Linked DNA regions of Homo sapiens: region 2 is linked to region 1. Evidence: read pairs that join two places in POLR2A ChIA-PET (ENCODE). Cell type or tissue: endothelial cell of umbilical vein. All regions are shown on one strand.

Region 1 (8,000 bases):
TGATGATCAAGTGATCTTCTGCCAATGTCTCGTCTATTATGTTGTTGATTTTCTATCTCTGTGGACTTACAGTCTTTAAATTGACCCATCATCATAAAATTTGATTTTATAATATGATGCTTTTGCAGTTGCTGCTTTCAAACATTATTCAATGTATAAGTCCAGGGCTCCTTTGAACATCAAAACGTTTGAGATAGAGGTGGGAACAATCCTCAGAAATAGATTAAAAGACAGAACTGAATTGTATGTGTTTTTTAGTAAAGGAGCTAAATGCCATACTTTTTTTTTTTTTTTTTTTTAAGAGAAAGAGTCTCACTCTGTCGCCCAAGCTGGAGTGCAGTGGTGTGATCTAGGCTCACTGCAACCTTCACCTCCCTGGTTCAAGCGATTCTTGTGCCTCAGCCTCCCCAGTAGCTGGGACTACAGGCGTGTGGCATGATGCCCGGCTATTTTTTTTGTATTTTTAGTAGAGATGGAGTTTCACCACGTTGGCCAGGCTTGTCTCAAACTCCTGACCTCATGTGATTTGCCCGCCTCAGCCTCCCAAAAGGCTGGGATTACAGGCATGAGCCACCATGCCTGGCGCCATACTTTCTTTAAATATAAAAGATAGAGCTGGCATTGGAAAAATAAGCATGAGTTTGAAATGCACAAAACAGTGTGCCTTTGCAACCTCAACATAAACACTGGTTGTTTTTCACTGGTTTTTCTGGATTCTATATTTTAGAAATAAATATGAAGCAAAAGTTCCCCTAGAAACATCCCATGGTCACTACACATGACCTAATGGAGAATTCCCCCTAAAATGTATATATAGGCATATGTCACCCAGGGAAGCAAACAACAAAAAACATTCTCTCCTTTTCTTTTATCTTTTACCTCCACCACACACACACACACACACACACACACACATACACACACACACACACACACATACACACACACACGCGAGTTCTTCAGGTGAAAATTTTGGACTGGGAGGCAGAGTGCCCTGTGAGGCTGCTGACCTAGAAAATCTTTTCCTTTGTGGAGAGGCCCTTTGGCCCCAGTAAAAGGGCTGCACAGACCTCACTTCTATCTGTGAAGGTGAAATTCTCCCTCTGTGGAGGTAGTATGTGGAGTTCATAGACCAGTGGTCTTCATACTATATGTATTCTATGGAAAAATGGTGAGATCACTGATGCCTTCCATGGCCTCTCCAAGGCTGGGTATAAGAGAGAACCTGGTGAAGGAAGGAGATGGAAGAACTTCCATTTTCCTAAGCTCTGACATGGGTGACCTTGGATATTTCTGCCATACCAGGAAGTCACAATCTTTACAAAGCTGGCTCCTGGGGCTACCTGCTCCACTGGCTTTATGACTAGAGATTCAGTGACTAGGCTCTGTATCCACTGGGTTTTCTGGAGAAAGACATTATTTGATATAATTATTAAAATCAAACATGTCTACCCACTGCCAGACAGTCAAGGCTGATGCAGTCTGGGCTAATCAATTGAGCTGGCCATCTCCCATCCCTTCATCACAGGCACCCTCTCTCCATTCCCTGAGGGCCCACAGCTCTAGAGGTGAAATTGCCTCGGTTCTCAGAGGATCTCCCCGGAGGGTCTATCTTCCCTCCTCTCCCCTCGGTTTCTAATGCTTGTGTCACTCTCAGCACCGCGTGGTAACTGCTATTGTTGCCAGCTTTCCTGCTTATAAGTTTTTTGTTAAACCTGCTGGTGATAGCTGAGATACCCCAGGATAATAAGTCATAAAAGTCCAAGCTAATCGTTTACTGGCTGCTAAGAAACCTCTTCTCCCAAGTGACAATTGTGTTCACTTGTTCATGCACTTATGTATCCATTAAACAAACAACTGTGGAGCCACTACAAAGCTCCAGGTGATGGGCTTGGCCAATGAAATAATGCAAAACAAAGGAGGCCAAAAGGATGAACCTTAAGGATTCTGTCAACCTTATTGTCTTACCTGGGTGAATAACTCATGGGATGGAGTGGGAGATTCTAGGCCACTAAGCTGCTATACTTTATCTTAGCCAAAAGGCCCAGATTGCTTCTGGCAGGTGGTAATATGGCCACCTCTTCTATCATCATGCCTTGGATCCCACTGAGTGGTTTGTCTAAGGCCTCTCTGCCTTGAGCTACAGGTAAAAGCTTTAGCAGTCATTGTTTCATTCCACAGATACCCTAGGTCAAAGCAAGCTCTCAAGATTCAGGAGAAAGTGGAGAGGTGCTTACCTTCAGGAGAAGAGCTACAGTACTGGGGATCTTGGAGGCATTTTGTCTTCAAAGATGTGTTCCTGGAGAGCTGCAGAAAGGGTTAGAGTTATTCCTGGGACACCTGCATGGTGTCCAAGACTCTGGGCCCTGTGGTCACTGGGAGCTGTGGAGGAAGAGTCGGCCGATTCCCTTTGCAGCTTCTCTGGATGGAATGACACTTCCTTTTTTTTTTTTTTTTTTTTTTTTTTTTTTTTTTTTTTTTTTTTTTTTTTTTTTTTTTTACAGAGTCTAGCTCTGTCACCAGGCTAGAGTGCAATGGTGCAATCTCAGCTCACTGCAACCTCCACCCCCCGGGTTCAAGCGATTCTCCTCCCTCAGCCCACTACAGGTGCGCGCCACCACACTCAGCTAATTTTTGTATTTTTAGTAGTGACGGGGTTTCACCACGTTAGCCAGGATGGACTTGATCTCTTGACCTTGTGATCTGCCCTCCTCGGCCTCCCAAAGTGCTGGGATTACAGGCATGAGCCACTGCACCTGGACACTTCCAAATTTAGACAAACATGCCTGCAGGCCCCTTGAAGTAGGAGGACCGATAGAGTTGCTCCAGCTCAGTCTCCCTGAATGGTTTCACGAAGGCCTGCCTTGGGTGTGAGAGCCAGGAAATGGCACTTGCATTGGGCCAAACTGTCACTGACACATAATTTAGTGCTTTTTTATTCTTCAGTTAGATGTACAGGTCCATAAAAGCAGACATGAAACAAAAGAAGGGCTGTGGCATGAATCCCTTAAAAATAAAGAAGTCTGTTCAAATGTGGGGTTAATGAAAAATCACACTCAATATTGTACCAATCTTTCTGTTTTTTTCAACAGAGAATACTGGAATCTCACAACAATACCTTAGTTGACCCTTGTGTAAGTATAAATTTCCGACTATGACCCCAAAATAAGTCAGGCCTTTCTCCAGGCACACTATGTCATGACTGCCTTTCCCCGAAGCATGCTCAGTCTCAGTTGGAGTATGTTGCTGTGTGTGATTAGAAGATGCAAGCCAGGTACCTGGGTCTGGGATTGGGTGTCTCAGTGCAAAAGCAGCCTTTTGTTTCAGTAGAAATCTTCAAATTTCCTCATTTCCCTTAGAAAGTGAGTATAGGAGGCTGAGCTCTAGATCACCGAGGCCTCCAGAGACAAGAACTTGAAGTAGTAATGGACAGGGCTGGCCTGCCGATTAGGGAGAAGGATCAAATGTCAGAAAATAAAAGCATTTTCAAGTAGGTGGTGGGAATGGAAAGGAAAATCCCAAATATCTGCTCCAAGGTGCAGACAGAGCTCAGTCAGCCAGAAGGAACAGACCGAGCCGAGCTGGTGAGTTCGAGGTATGGACTCTGTCATTAGTTCTGCAGAGGAAGACACACACGAAAAGTGAGTCTCTTATGAAGCCCCTATTGCCACTCTTGAGGGAGGTTTAGGCTCAGTATGCTGAGCTGGTTAGGACAAAAACCATCACCACTTGGCAACTGATGAGGCATGTTTATTCTCACTTCTTGACTGGTGCTCAATGATGTACAAACCTGATTCCACAGGCTCCATTATCAACCAAAATTAAGGCTGTTTAGGAATAAATAAATTTTTTGAGACAGGATCTTGCTGTGTCACCCAGGCTAGAATGCAGTGACACAATCACAGCTCACTGCAGCCTCAACCTTCTGGGCTTAAGTGATCCTCCCACCTCAGCCTCCCAAATAGCCAGGACTACGGGTGCATGCCACCACATCAGCTAATTTTTTTAATTTGTTGTAGAGCCAGGGTCTCACTATGTTGCCCAGGCTTGTCTTGAACTCCTGAGCTGAAGTGATCCTCCCAACTCAGCCTCCCAAAGTGCTAGGATTACAGGCATGAGCCACAGTGCTGGCCAGGAAGAAATAATTTGATAACGATTTCTTAAAAGCCAAATGTGAGGAGTGACTCAATAAAACACACCAACAAAGTTGGGAGTATTGGGAGTTTTTAACAAATTGAAATGCCTTTTTTTTTTTTTTTTTTTTTTTTTTTTTTTGAGACGGAGTCTCGCTCCATTGCCCAGGCTGGAGTCCAGTGGCACGATCTTGCCTCACTGCAACCTCTACCTGCTGGATTCAGGCAATTCTCCTGCCTCAGCCTCCCAAGTAGCTGGGACTACAGGTGTGTGCCACCATGCCTGGCTGATTTTTGTATTTTTAGTAGAGACAGGGTTTTGTCATGCTGATCAGGCTGGTCTTGAACTCCTGACCTCGTGATCCACCTGCCTCAGCCTCCCAAAGTGCTGGGATTACAGGCATGAGCCACCGCACTGGCCACAAGTTGAAGTGCTCTTATAGCAGAGGTCCCCAAACTTTTTGGTGCCAGGAACCAATTTTGTGGAAGACAGTTTTTCCACAGACCGGGATGGGGTTGGGGGCAGGATGATTTTGGGATGTTTCAAGCACATTAAATTTATCCTGCACTTTATTTCTATTATTATTACATTGTAATAGATACTGAAATAATGAAATAATTATATAACTCACCATCAAGTAGAATCAGTGGGAGCCCTGAGCTTGTTTTTCTGCAACTAAAAGTTCCCATCTAGGGGTGATGGGAGACAGAGACAGATCATGAGGCATTAGATTCTCAAAAGAAGCACGCAACCTGGATCCCTCGCATGTGGAATTTACAACAGGGTTTGTGCTCCTATGAGAATTTAATGCTGCTGCTGATCTGACAGGAGGTGGAGCTCAGGCAGCAATGCCAGCAATGGGGAGCTGCTGTAAATACAGATGAAGTTTCACTCACTCGCCCACCACTAACCTTCTGCTGTGTGGCCCATTTCCTAACAGGCCATGAGTTGGTACAGGTCCTTATCCCGGAAGTTGGAAACCCCTGTTTTGTAGAAGAGTTTAGGAGAAGGGAGAGGGACTCCTCACACCAGAGCTGTCCTTTCTCATTGAAGGATACAATACAGAAGTTACAATCATTGGATACAGATCGCAACATGCAGGCTCAAATGTATCCATGCAAGACAATCAGTAAAACTCTAAGATCCAGAAATAAATCAGTGTCCTTTTCAGGGTCACTGGGTTATGCATTAATCACTGTGTCAACAATTTGAGAGACTCATGATAAGATTCAGGGACAAGATTTCACCATGAATCACAAGACCTTCCCAAGGTGGGTTAATTGGAAAGCCTGTTTACTTTTAAACTAAACTGCCAAATGTGACCTGTAGATTATCACATTCCCTTTTTGATTAAAAAAAAAAAAAAATCTTCCCATGGAAGTATTGCTGATCAATCTGCTAGGTTAAGGGGATAGATGTTCTTCATTCCTTGTCAATGGGAAGGCTTATTCCAGGAGGTCATGTCCCTCGGTGGGGGAAAAAAACCTTGTTATTGCAATCAGGCCAGTTTGCTGACAAGATGAGGTAGGTCATGACACACAGCTACCTGCTATTCTCCTGAATGATAAATCATCTCACTGGGAAATCAGTATTTTGGCCTTAGCCATGGATCGAAAGCAAGCACAATGCAAATCATGAGTGACTTAATAGCCAAGAAAATAAACTATGTTTATTATTAGGTTGAGGCAAAAAAGTAGTTGCGGTTTTCGCCATCAGAAGTAATGGTGAAAACTGCAATGACTTTTTTGCACCAACCTAATATTATAATCATAACAACTTGAAAACACAATAGAAAAAAGAAATTAGTCCTAAGAGTAACCAAATGAACAAGTCATCAATTTATAGTTGCTGTTGCTTGTTGAATACAAGCAAACAACTTGAAAACACAATAGAATAAAGAAATTAGTCCTAAGAGTAACCAAATGAACAAGTCATCAATTTATAGTTGCTGTTGCTTGTTGAATACAAGCAAACAACTTGAAAACACAATAGAATAAAGAAATTAGTCCTAAGAGTAACCAAATGAACAAGTCATCAATTTATAGTTGCTGTTGCTAGTCTTCAGACTTTCATAATTTTACTTTTCTTGGAAGAAATAAAACAATGAGTGATTCACAGCATTAATAATTGACTAGCAGAAATATAATGCACACAAAAATTATAATCAAAAAGAGAATTTGTGTACAAGAATGGGGGAAAAAAAACCTGTTCCATTAGGGAGCCAACTAAGAAAGAAAATTAAATCCAGGTTCTTCTTTAGAGACTTATTATAGCCAGGAAATAATTAAGTCCAAATTGCAAGCAAATAATAATTTTTGAAACTCAAAAATAATGGTCTGGGCTAGAATCTAATAACAACTATGCTATAATTTTCTTCTGAAAGATAATTTTTCTCTCTTCGATCTCCCTTTTCTGCCAAAGAAAAATCATAGGCCAATTTTATTTGCAATATAAGTTTTAGTCTTATTGTACTTGACCTGATTATTTATATAAAAGGCAACAGGAATAGTGATTGTCCATATAGACTCCTTTTAAGTTGGCTTTGCTGGAACTTTTTCGTTAGACATTTTAGATTAGACTTTCAAAAGCTTCTTCAGGCTAGAAAGCCAAGCCAAGGATTTATCATCAGATTGTGTCTGCACTACTTGTAAGAATTGGGTAAATTCCTCCTTTCTTGAAGTCCCCCAAATACCTCAAGGTTTCTGGGCCTGTTGGGAAGGGACATTACTTAACACGAGGTCAAAAAACCTACAAGAGATTGCAGTACATTGAGCTCCATAGAGATAGTGCTGGCGCAAGTGAGAGCTGGACAGGCCCTGGGCGACTCTGTACCTTGCTGAGGAAAAATAACTAAACATGGACAAAGCAGATCCTAAGAAGCTGAGAGGTGAAATGTTATCATATGCATTTTTTGTGCAAACTTGTCAGGAGGAGCATAAGAAGAAGAACCCAGATGCTTCAGTCAAGTTCTCAGAGTTTTTAAAGAAGTGCTCAGAGACATGGAAGACCATTTTTGCTAAAGAGAAAGGAAAATTTGAAGATATGGCAAAGGCGGACAAGGCCCATTATGAAAGAGAAATGAAAACCTATATCCCTCCTAAAGGGGAGAAAAAAAAGAAGTTCAAGGATCCCAATGCACCCAAGAGGCCTCCTTTGGCCTTTTTCCTGTTCTGCTCTGAGTATCGCCCAAAAATCAAAGGAGAACATCCTGGCCTGTCCATTGATGATGTTGTGAAGAAACTGGCAGGGATGTGGAATAACACCGCTGCAGCTGACAAGCAGTTTTATGAAAAGAAGGCTGCAAAGCTGAAGGAAAAATACAAAAAGGATATTGCTGCATATCGAGCTAAAGGAAAGCCTAATTCAGCAAAAAAGAGAGTTGTCAAGGCTGAAAAAAGCAAGAAAAAGAAGGAAGAGGAAGAAGATGAAGAGGATGAACAAGAGGAGGAAAATGAAGAAGATGATGATAAATAAGTTGCTTCTAGTGCAGTTTTTTTCTTGTCTATAAAGCATTTAAGCTGCCTGTACACAACTCACTCCTTTTAAAGAAAAAAACTTCAACGTAAGACTGTGTAAGATTTGTTTTTAAACCGTACACTGTGTTTTTTTGTATAGTTAACCACTACCGAATGTGTCTTCAGATAGCCCTGTCCTGGTGGTATTTAGCCACTAACCTTTGCCTGGTACAGTATGGGGGTTGTAAATTGGCATGGAAATTTAAAGCAGGTTCTTGTTAGTGCACAGCACAAATTAGTTGTATATGAGGATGGTAGTTTTTTCACCTTCAGTTGTCTCTGATGTAGCTTATACAAAACATTTGTTGTTCTGTTAACTGAATGCCACTCTGTAATTGCAAAAAAAAAAAA
Region 2 (8,000 bases), 300 kb after region 1:
CACAAGTCCTTCATAAGTAGCCTCATAAATGGCTTAAAAATTGCTGGTCCTTTATTTTTATTTCAGCTCATGTGTATTTGGATATGGGTGCGTTTCTTGTATGTTCATTGCTTTAAAATGGCAGTTCTGTCATCATCAGGGCCTTTTTACAGTAGATAGAAGCATGGACTTGAGCCTTGGACTGCCTGGATTCTGGCTGCAAGTCTCAGCCCTACCATGGGCTGGTAGGACTTCAGCAACTGCCTTCATGCACCCTCTGTGCCTTCAGGATCTTCCACCCTGAAGAAAGCTCTTCATATAGTACCTGTCTACTGGGATCATCATGAGGATTAGATAAGAACGTGTATGTGACGTGCATGGCACAGTGCCTGGAACACAGGAAGCACTTAATAAACGTTAGTTCATTTATCATCACCACAAAGATTTTTCAACATACTAGTAATTTAAGGCCTACCAAAGACACAGACTAGCTGATTTCCAAGACATTTGCTACAGTGAAATCTGTTTAATCTTGCAGTAAAATAGCTTCCTACATGTTGTTAATAGATGACATCAGTTAACAGGATTTTAGAAGAACATATGTGAGGCAACAAATCTATAGAAAGCAGTCAGATCTTATAGAGGGAGAAGCAGTGGGGGATGTGGGTAATTTAAAGCCACAGGTGAGGTTATTACACCAAAATAACATGCTCTAAATTCTGATCCAGTTTGGCTCTGAGCTTTCTAATAACCAAAGCGTAGAAAGAAATAAAACAATTAAAAGATGACAGTATTTGTAGAGTAAAATTCATGCTGGCTGCTCAAAAGAAACGTAGCCTTTCCTAGCACTGGGACCTGAAACCGGTTTCTCTCCTTGGCGTTCTTAAAGGAGAGTCAAGTTACAGTATCATGTAGTGGACAGTCATTGCCGTGGCATTGCAGTAAATAAAATGCTCAACTCCGATGCAGTTCCCTGAAAGCAAGTCTTTGAGGAACCCAGAAGTGGGTGGGAGGACAGGTATCTAGGTTTGTTACTTACTCTTTGTCTGTCCTAATACAGAGAAGAAAAAATCTAACATAACCTGAAGGAAACAGGGGCCACATACATACTTTTCAGGCAGTTCTCCATGAAAAGTTTCTTGCAACCAAGCTTATCCAAAGATGCAGCAGAAAATCTTAACTTGCATTTTCTGTATATATAAGAACTTGAGATGTATATATTTTGTTACTGATTAAAAGCAGGTCCAGTTGTTTTGATCATCAGTTTGATGATAATTTGAGAAGGTAGACTTAACAGCTTTTTCTGAAAAGAGAGAAATCTAACTCAAATACATACCAAATAGATGGCCAGCTCACCTCTGCCAAGAGGCAGGCAGAAGAAATAATGTATAATTCTGTGTTAGCTCTAAACCAAGAAGGCCAGAAAGCAAATTTTTGAGGCTTTGTAAGCCATGTGGTCTCTGTTGACTCTCCTGTCTGTTGTTCTATGAAAGCAGCTGTAAATAATACATAAACTTTTCAGTGAATTCATGTTCAGTAAACAAACGAGCATGGGATGTGTTCCAGAAAAACTTTTCACAAACAGGCAGCAGGCCATAGTTTGCCATCCCTTGCTCTAGACCACAGATGAATGGCTAATGAGGACCCATCATAAAGCATGGACACCAGTAGTTCTCTCATGGACAGATGACAAAGCAGGCATCCCCCGGCACTCGCGATGACCAAAGGAAAGTCTCAGGAAAGCACGAAGATCCAACAGTCATACTAGTGCTGCAGACTTTCAGAATGTTTTAAACCTATCTGTGGTTTAAACAGACAGACAAAAAATAAAATCTTAAGGCTAACTGGCCTTGTCTACTAGGTTTTTGAAGGATAGCCTTGGCCCCCAAGTGCCTGTCATTTCGGTTTTGTAACTCTGCTTTAATGGGCTTCTAGCCTTCACCATCCAGCAGTGCCACTCTTGTCAGTGACCGCTGTTTTGAAGGTCTAGTGGACCTGTCAGTTCTTAAATTTGTGGCATTTTGTTCTCCCCGGGGCTTCATTCATACTATGTCCTTCCTTTTTTATCTGCCCAGATTCTCTTTTCTCCCCTCCATTTCTGAGTGAAATCCCTCCCATCCGACAGGTCTGAGACTAAGCCCCACCTTCGTTGTCGGCCTGGTTAACACAATGCTGAATTTCTCCTCTCTTAATTTCTATTCCGAATTACTTTTTCTCTTTGCCTGATACATTGAAAGAGCAGATAACTTTTCTCTTTGTGGTTGTGCTTTGAACAAATTGAATTCTTGTTTATATAAAATACGAGTTTTTCAATCTAACATCAAGATATGAGAGCAGACTCAACAAGCAAAAGTGTGAGGGGTATGGGAGTTAGGTTTTGTGCATAGGGAGCTTGGGGTGACAGAGAGGCCTGGATTTAAGCTCTGTCTGCAGGCCTGGCTGGAACTGGGAAGGGGCTCAGTCCCAGGAGCCCTCTTCATGGAAGGGATTGGTGGGATCACCTGAGAGTCTCAGAGCAAACATGTCAGAGGAAGACATGAAAGAGAGTGGCAGGGGAGCCAGGGCAGCTGTTGGCCTTCATGGTGTGAGAAATGTGTCCTTAAGCTAATTTACAATGTTACCTACCAGTCTTTTTTTTTTTTTTTTTTTTTTTTTTTTTTTTTTGGCAATAACCCTGATTTATGTTCTCTTATCTTTTAGTTTTTCAGTGAATATGAGAAGTTACTTCATTCAGAAAATTATGTGACAAAAAGACAGTCACTGAAGGTATGACAGACCATTTTGTATAGCTTATTTCTCTGTACCTTGTGTTTGAAATGTGGATTTGGGGAAAGGGAGATGTGCAGGATGGGTCATAGACCTTTGGGGGAAATAAATACCTTTGCCGAGGGTCAAGATTTTTGCGGAAAGGAATGGAGTTGGACAGTGATCCATGTGGAGCACTTTCCTGCTTCCTAGTAAGGTGGAGACACAGAAAGGGAATGAACGGGAGTTTGAAGAAGACTTCATCTCCTAGCAGTGCATTCTTTGCGATTTTGAGCCATAGTCATATCAGCTAGATGAAGGCACTCCAGGTGCTGTGCTCCTGGGCTGTGGCCTGGGTGGCACAGGCAGGTGTGTGAGGGTGGAGGGAGGCGATGTGCGTGTGAGGCTGTGGACCGTAGACAGGCTTGGCTGCTTTGTATCAAAGCAGGATATCCTTTGCAAGTTAGAATGTTAAATTTAAGATTTAAACTGTAGAACAAGGGTTGGCAAACTACAACCCATGGGCTAAATCCAGCCAGCTGCCTGTGTTTGTAAGTAAAGTTTTACTGGAATAAAGACGTGCTCATTTATTTACATATTGTCTGTGGCTGTTTTGAGCTCCAGCAGCAGAATTAAGTAGATGCCTCAGAGACCCTATGTTCTGCAAAGTCTAAAATATTTACTGTTTGGCCCTTGATAGTTTGCTGACCCCTGCTGTAGAAAGTTCTTATAGCAGTTAAGAAGTGCATACCCTCCACTCTGTCAGTAAGCAGTCCCAACAGGAGATATAGATGAAATCACAAAGGATTTGAGGGGAAAATCATAATTCCATTCAGTTTTTTGCCAGGTCCATTTAAAATTTGACTCTGCCCAGAGTTCTTCCCCTCATGGGTGTCTGGACCGATAATGACCAAGATTCCATCCACTCATCCCCTTCCTACCGTGGGGAAATCTCCCTTGAAGACCTTATCTTTCTGTGGAAAAGACTAAAGGACACTAGGAGCATCTGGAATACTTTGTGTCCTTTGATAGGAACACTCCACCGTCCACATTTTCAATCAGCACTTTCTTTCAGAACAGCATATGCCTTTTTTCCGTGTAAGGCTGTAATTCCTGCAGCAGGGCATCCGTGACAGCCACAGCTGGGGAACAGGCACAGTCCAGCCAGGCCCCTTGCTTTCCATTCATTGCTGTTGCTTGGGCCCCACCTTCCCTGGCTTAGAGGATCATTTGCTGTCCTTTCATCTTTGGGGGGTTGGACAGAACTTCCTGGCAGCTGTGGGAGGAGTTTCTCCTCCCTGGACATCAGTGTGTGAGAGAGTGGAGGTTCCTGGGGCCTCTCCTGCTCTGTGATCCTCAAAGGGCTGAGGTATACTACTCTTGCCAGCAGTTATACAGATGCACACAGTTCACTGGAGTCAGTATCTTCTAAGGCCACAAAGGCCAGACAGGATAGCCTAGGTTAGTAGCTTCTAGGGCCATTGTGGGAGGAAGCTGGGGCCGGGGGTGCAGGGTGGAGGTTATTGGCAAATCCATAAACTTTGACCAAATGTTGGATTCTTGGGCTGTTTGGATAAGGAGAAAGGCCTTCAAGACCCTTCTGCCATTCAGAATTACCAACATGAAAAGAAAGGCTGAGACCACCATTTCCAAGCCCTTAGGAATGGATATAAAGCAAGTTGCTGGCTCCTGCAGTTTATGTTAGCGGTGGGCCTGTGAGTGCCCCATGAACACATGGAGCGGCTTCAGCACCAGCCGTACTTTAAAGATGGATTTTAATTTGTACTCTCTTTTTCGTAGCCACATTGGCATTTATTTATTCCCATATTTATGTCGCCAGCAAATTTATATTCCCTATGCAAGACTCCCAAGTTTTTTAGTAAAGTATTACATGTTTGGGCTGAGTATGGTGGCTCACGCCTGTAATCCCAGCACTTTGGGAGGCCAAGGTGGGTGGATGGATGGAGGTCAGGAGTTCAAGACCAGCCTGGCCAACATGGTGAAACCCTGTCTCTAGCCCCAAAAATTAATTAGCCAGGTGTGGTGGCACAAGCCTGTAGTCCCAGCTACTTGGGAGGCTGAGGCATGAGAATCACTTGAGCTCGGGAGGTGGAGGTTGCAGTGAGCCAAGATTGTGCCACTGCACTCCAGCCTTTGTGACAGAGTGAGACTATCTCAAAAAATAAAAAAAGAATTACATATTTGAAGTCATCTTCCTTCAGATTTTCTTTGGTTTCTGTGATAGAAAAAGAACACGAAAGCTATAAATCACATAATACTAACTTTTCAGTCTTTGTAAGATACTGGTTGCTTCTCACCGTAAGAATAGATTTTGTGATTCACATTGATATGAAGCCTACTCCTTTCAGTTTTTCCTATGAGTTCCTTATAAAGCCTAAGTAAAATAGATTTGTTTTCTTGTACATCAGCTCATTTTTTATTTAATATGATGACAAGTTACTTATCCAGAGATCAGTTACCTGGAAACTTCAAGTATCTAGAACATAGCCAGAAACCCAGAAAGGAAGCAACAAAAGCAATTAAAGCAAAGCCACAGAGCCGCTATTTGCGCCTTTTCTTCCCTTAGCCCTCACTCACTCACATCTCTGCAGATACAGGCCTGATACGTGCTTTGCACACTGATGCTCGTTTCTCACTGCACTCTCCTGAGAGAGAGGCACTGTTCCATTATACAGATGATGGAACCGAGACACAGAGGAGTTCAGTAACGTGCTCAAGATTACAGAGCTCACAAGAAGTAGGGAGCCAGGATTGGAACCCAGGCAGGCTGGCACCAGGGACCAAGCTCTCCACAGCTCTGCCACCGCCCACAAGGACCGCAGCTTGGCACCTGCCCCACTGCCGGCTCTGCACACTCAGCCTTGGCCAGGTTGTTGGCATGTTGACAACCTGAAGAAGTGACTGCTGGTTTTAGGAAAGAGTAAGCCGTGACAGTTTAAAAGTTATGAGTTTATATGATATAACCAACTCTCCAGAAATTAGTAAACCCTTGAAGTAAACAGATGTTTTTTTAGCATTAATTGGTATAATTAGTGATGGTGAGGGGTCAGTAAGAAAACACTGGATTATCTTCAGGAGACCTAAGAAGGAGCAGAAAAATACTCACTTGTGTAAACCTTTCTGAATTAGCTGTGATAAAACGATAACTGTGGCATGTGCAGGGTACACAAATGGAAAACTTTGGACACAAAACCCTTTATCTTGGAAAGTCCCGCTAAATAAAATTTAAAAATAGTTGTTTTAAATTAAGCTAAGGTTTGTGGTTAGTTAACAGGAATAATCAATAACTTTTGACCATTTTCTTGAATAGTTTCTTTTTAGTGAGCTAACACAAATGCACGCTTAAAGGGGAGGCTTTGAGAGTCTCCCACTGGGGCCAAGGGGGCATCTTGAACATCCTCTGCAGAGAGAAGCGTCAGGCCTCCCGTAGACTTCATCTCTCAGGGAAAGGGAGGAAGGCATTCAGGTGGCAGAGAGAAGGCCCTTCGTAGCTTTTAGGTTGTAATTCAGTTCAGTTCTTCGGTCTTTTGAGTGCCTACTAATACTCTATACTTGATGATTATAAAATAAATTGTTTTTTTAAACTTTGATTTTTCTTTAAGTTTTAATAACAAGGTAATTGTTTAAATGTCTTCTCAGCTTCTCGGTGAACTACTACTAGATAGACACAACTTCACAATTATGACAAAATACATCAGTAAACCTGAGAACCTCAAATTAATGATGAACCTGCTGCGAGACAAAAGTCGCAACATCCAGTTTGAGGCCTTTCACGTTTTTAAGGTAGAGTACTAGAAGCATCAGTGATACTGTCCACTGGAATTGTTCGTCGTCTTTCATTCGCAAATAACGGAAATTATTAGCCTCACTCTGGTAATCCAGGTGACTTAATTAAATTCAGTCACTTTTCATATTTGTGTGCTATGACTTTTAAACAGAAAGGTAGACCTGGAAACGGGTTACTGTTTGGATCTGGGAACGAGAAGGTTTGTTCATAGAAGAGTGTCATTTATCTTTGGCCTAGAAGATTAGTAACTGCAAAACAAAAGCATTTCTTAATGCTTTCTGTGGAGGTTTCATTCTTAAAATCCCATCTGACCTCTTGTGCTGAGAAATAATTTCTGCCCATTTTATTCTAAAATCAAAGTCTGTATTTAATACTAAACACTGTGTTGCAGGGCTGGCAGAATGAGTTTATCAGTCGTATTTGTGTTAAAACATGTAATTATTATTTTTTTTTCCAAATTGTAAAATAACGCCTTCTAAAGCAAAACCTAATGACCCTGACTTCAGCGCCATCCCAGGAGAGCACAGCTCTGCTTTTCTGCACTGTGGCCGCAGCTCAGGTGTGGCTGCGTTTTGTCCTTTCTCTGTGCCTCATGTGCGTTTCTCTCCACGCAGGTGTTTGTAGCCAATCCTAACAAGACGCAGCCCATCCTAGACATCCTCCTCAAGAACCAGGCCAAACTCATAGAGTTCCTCAGCAAGTTTCAGAACGACAGGACGGAGGATGAGCAGTTTAACGACGAGAAGACCTATTTAGTTAAACAGATCAGGGATTTGAAGAGACCAGCTCAGCAAGAAGCTTAATCTCCAATAAACATCTATGTTAAATCCAAATTCAGCATTTGCTGTTAGCTATTCAGCATCAGGCACTCTTATTGATTCATGAGGAACATTACTGCTAATCTGCTGTTAAGTGAACGGTTTTTCATTTTACCCTTTTGTTTTTCAGTCCAGGTTGGAGATCGTAGCTGCTGCTGCTTGCACACTAGGGCACATGTGGGCTTTCTCTTGATCTTTGTGTCATTTCAGAATTCAAAGACTGTGCTACGGGAGTTCTGAACATGGCTGGGTTCATGAAGGCAAATGTATGGATGAGAGTGTGGTTTAGGAAAGAGGGCACTGATATCAGATTAGACCTATGTGTTTGCACCCATCTTTGTTGGCGATCTGAGTGCAGTGTGGCAAGTGCACACCTGGCATCCCTGCGTCAGATCGCGCACCTTCAGGTCGCGCACCTTCGCTGAAGGAAGATGACGCAGAGCTTTATCTGAAATCAGAGGGGAGCTATCCAAAATGGGAGTTTGGGGGCAGCTAAAGTTGACATGCGAATAAATTGATACTGAAACTTAGCAACTTCTTAAAAGTGTAAAGAAGCCTCATAAGATCATAAGGAAAATGTATATATGCTTTTCACAGCTTTCTAGAATTTTTTGACATTTGATTTTCTTGAGACTTGTAAACCTGGATAT

Evidence for each region. Peaks named below come from ENCODE experiments on the same cell type or tissue, not always from the same donor. Only the 100,000 strongest peaks of a DNase experiment are listed, where the experiment ranks them.
Region 2: POLR2A ChIA-PET joins it to region 1 with 10 read pairs; 2 of 35 experiments call an interaction of 5 or more read pairs at or near these places.

Annotation. Positions count from the first base shown.
Region 1 is chr2:230,508,033-230,516,032 of GRCh38, forward strand. It overlaps SP100 (SP100 nuclear antigen), which reads left to right. Exons shown (of 29, transcript NM_001080391.2): 24 at 3,093-3,134. LOC101928816 (a long non-coding RNA gene) reads right to left here and starts at 5,273. Exons shown (of 4, transcript XR_427235.4): 1 at 5,046-5,273; 2 at 2,238-2,307. It also overlaps the pseudogene HMGB1P3. In endothelial cell of umbilical vein, no CTCF peak of the experiment used is centred here; no DNase peak of the experiment used is centred here.
Region 2 is chr2:230,811,370-230,819,369 of GRCh38, forward strand. It overlaps CAB39 (calcium binding protein 39), which reads left to right. Exons shown (of 9, transcript NM_016289.4): 7 at 2,680-2,745; 8 at 6,385-6,528; 9 at 7,147-8,000. The coding sequence ends at 7,335. Among named protein-coding and RNA genes, the nearest start is that of ITM2C, 50 kb to the right of the region's middle. In endothelial cell of umbilical vein, a CTCF peak has its summit at 3,459 (motif pointing left); no DNase peak of the experiment used is centred here.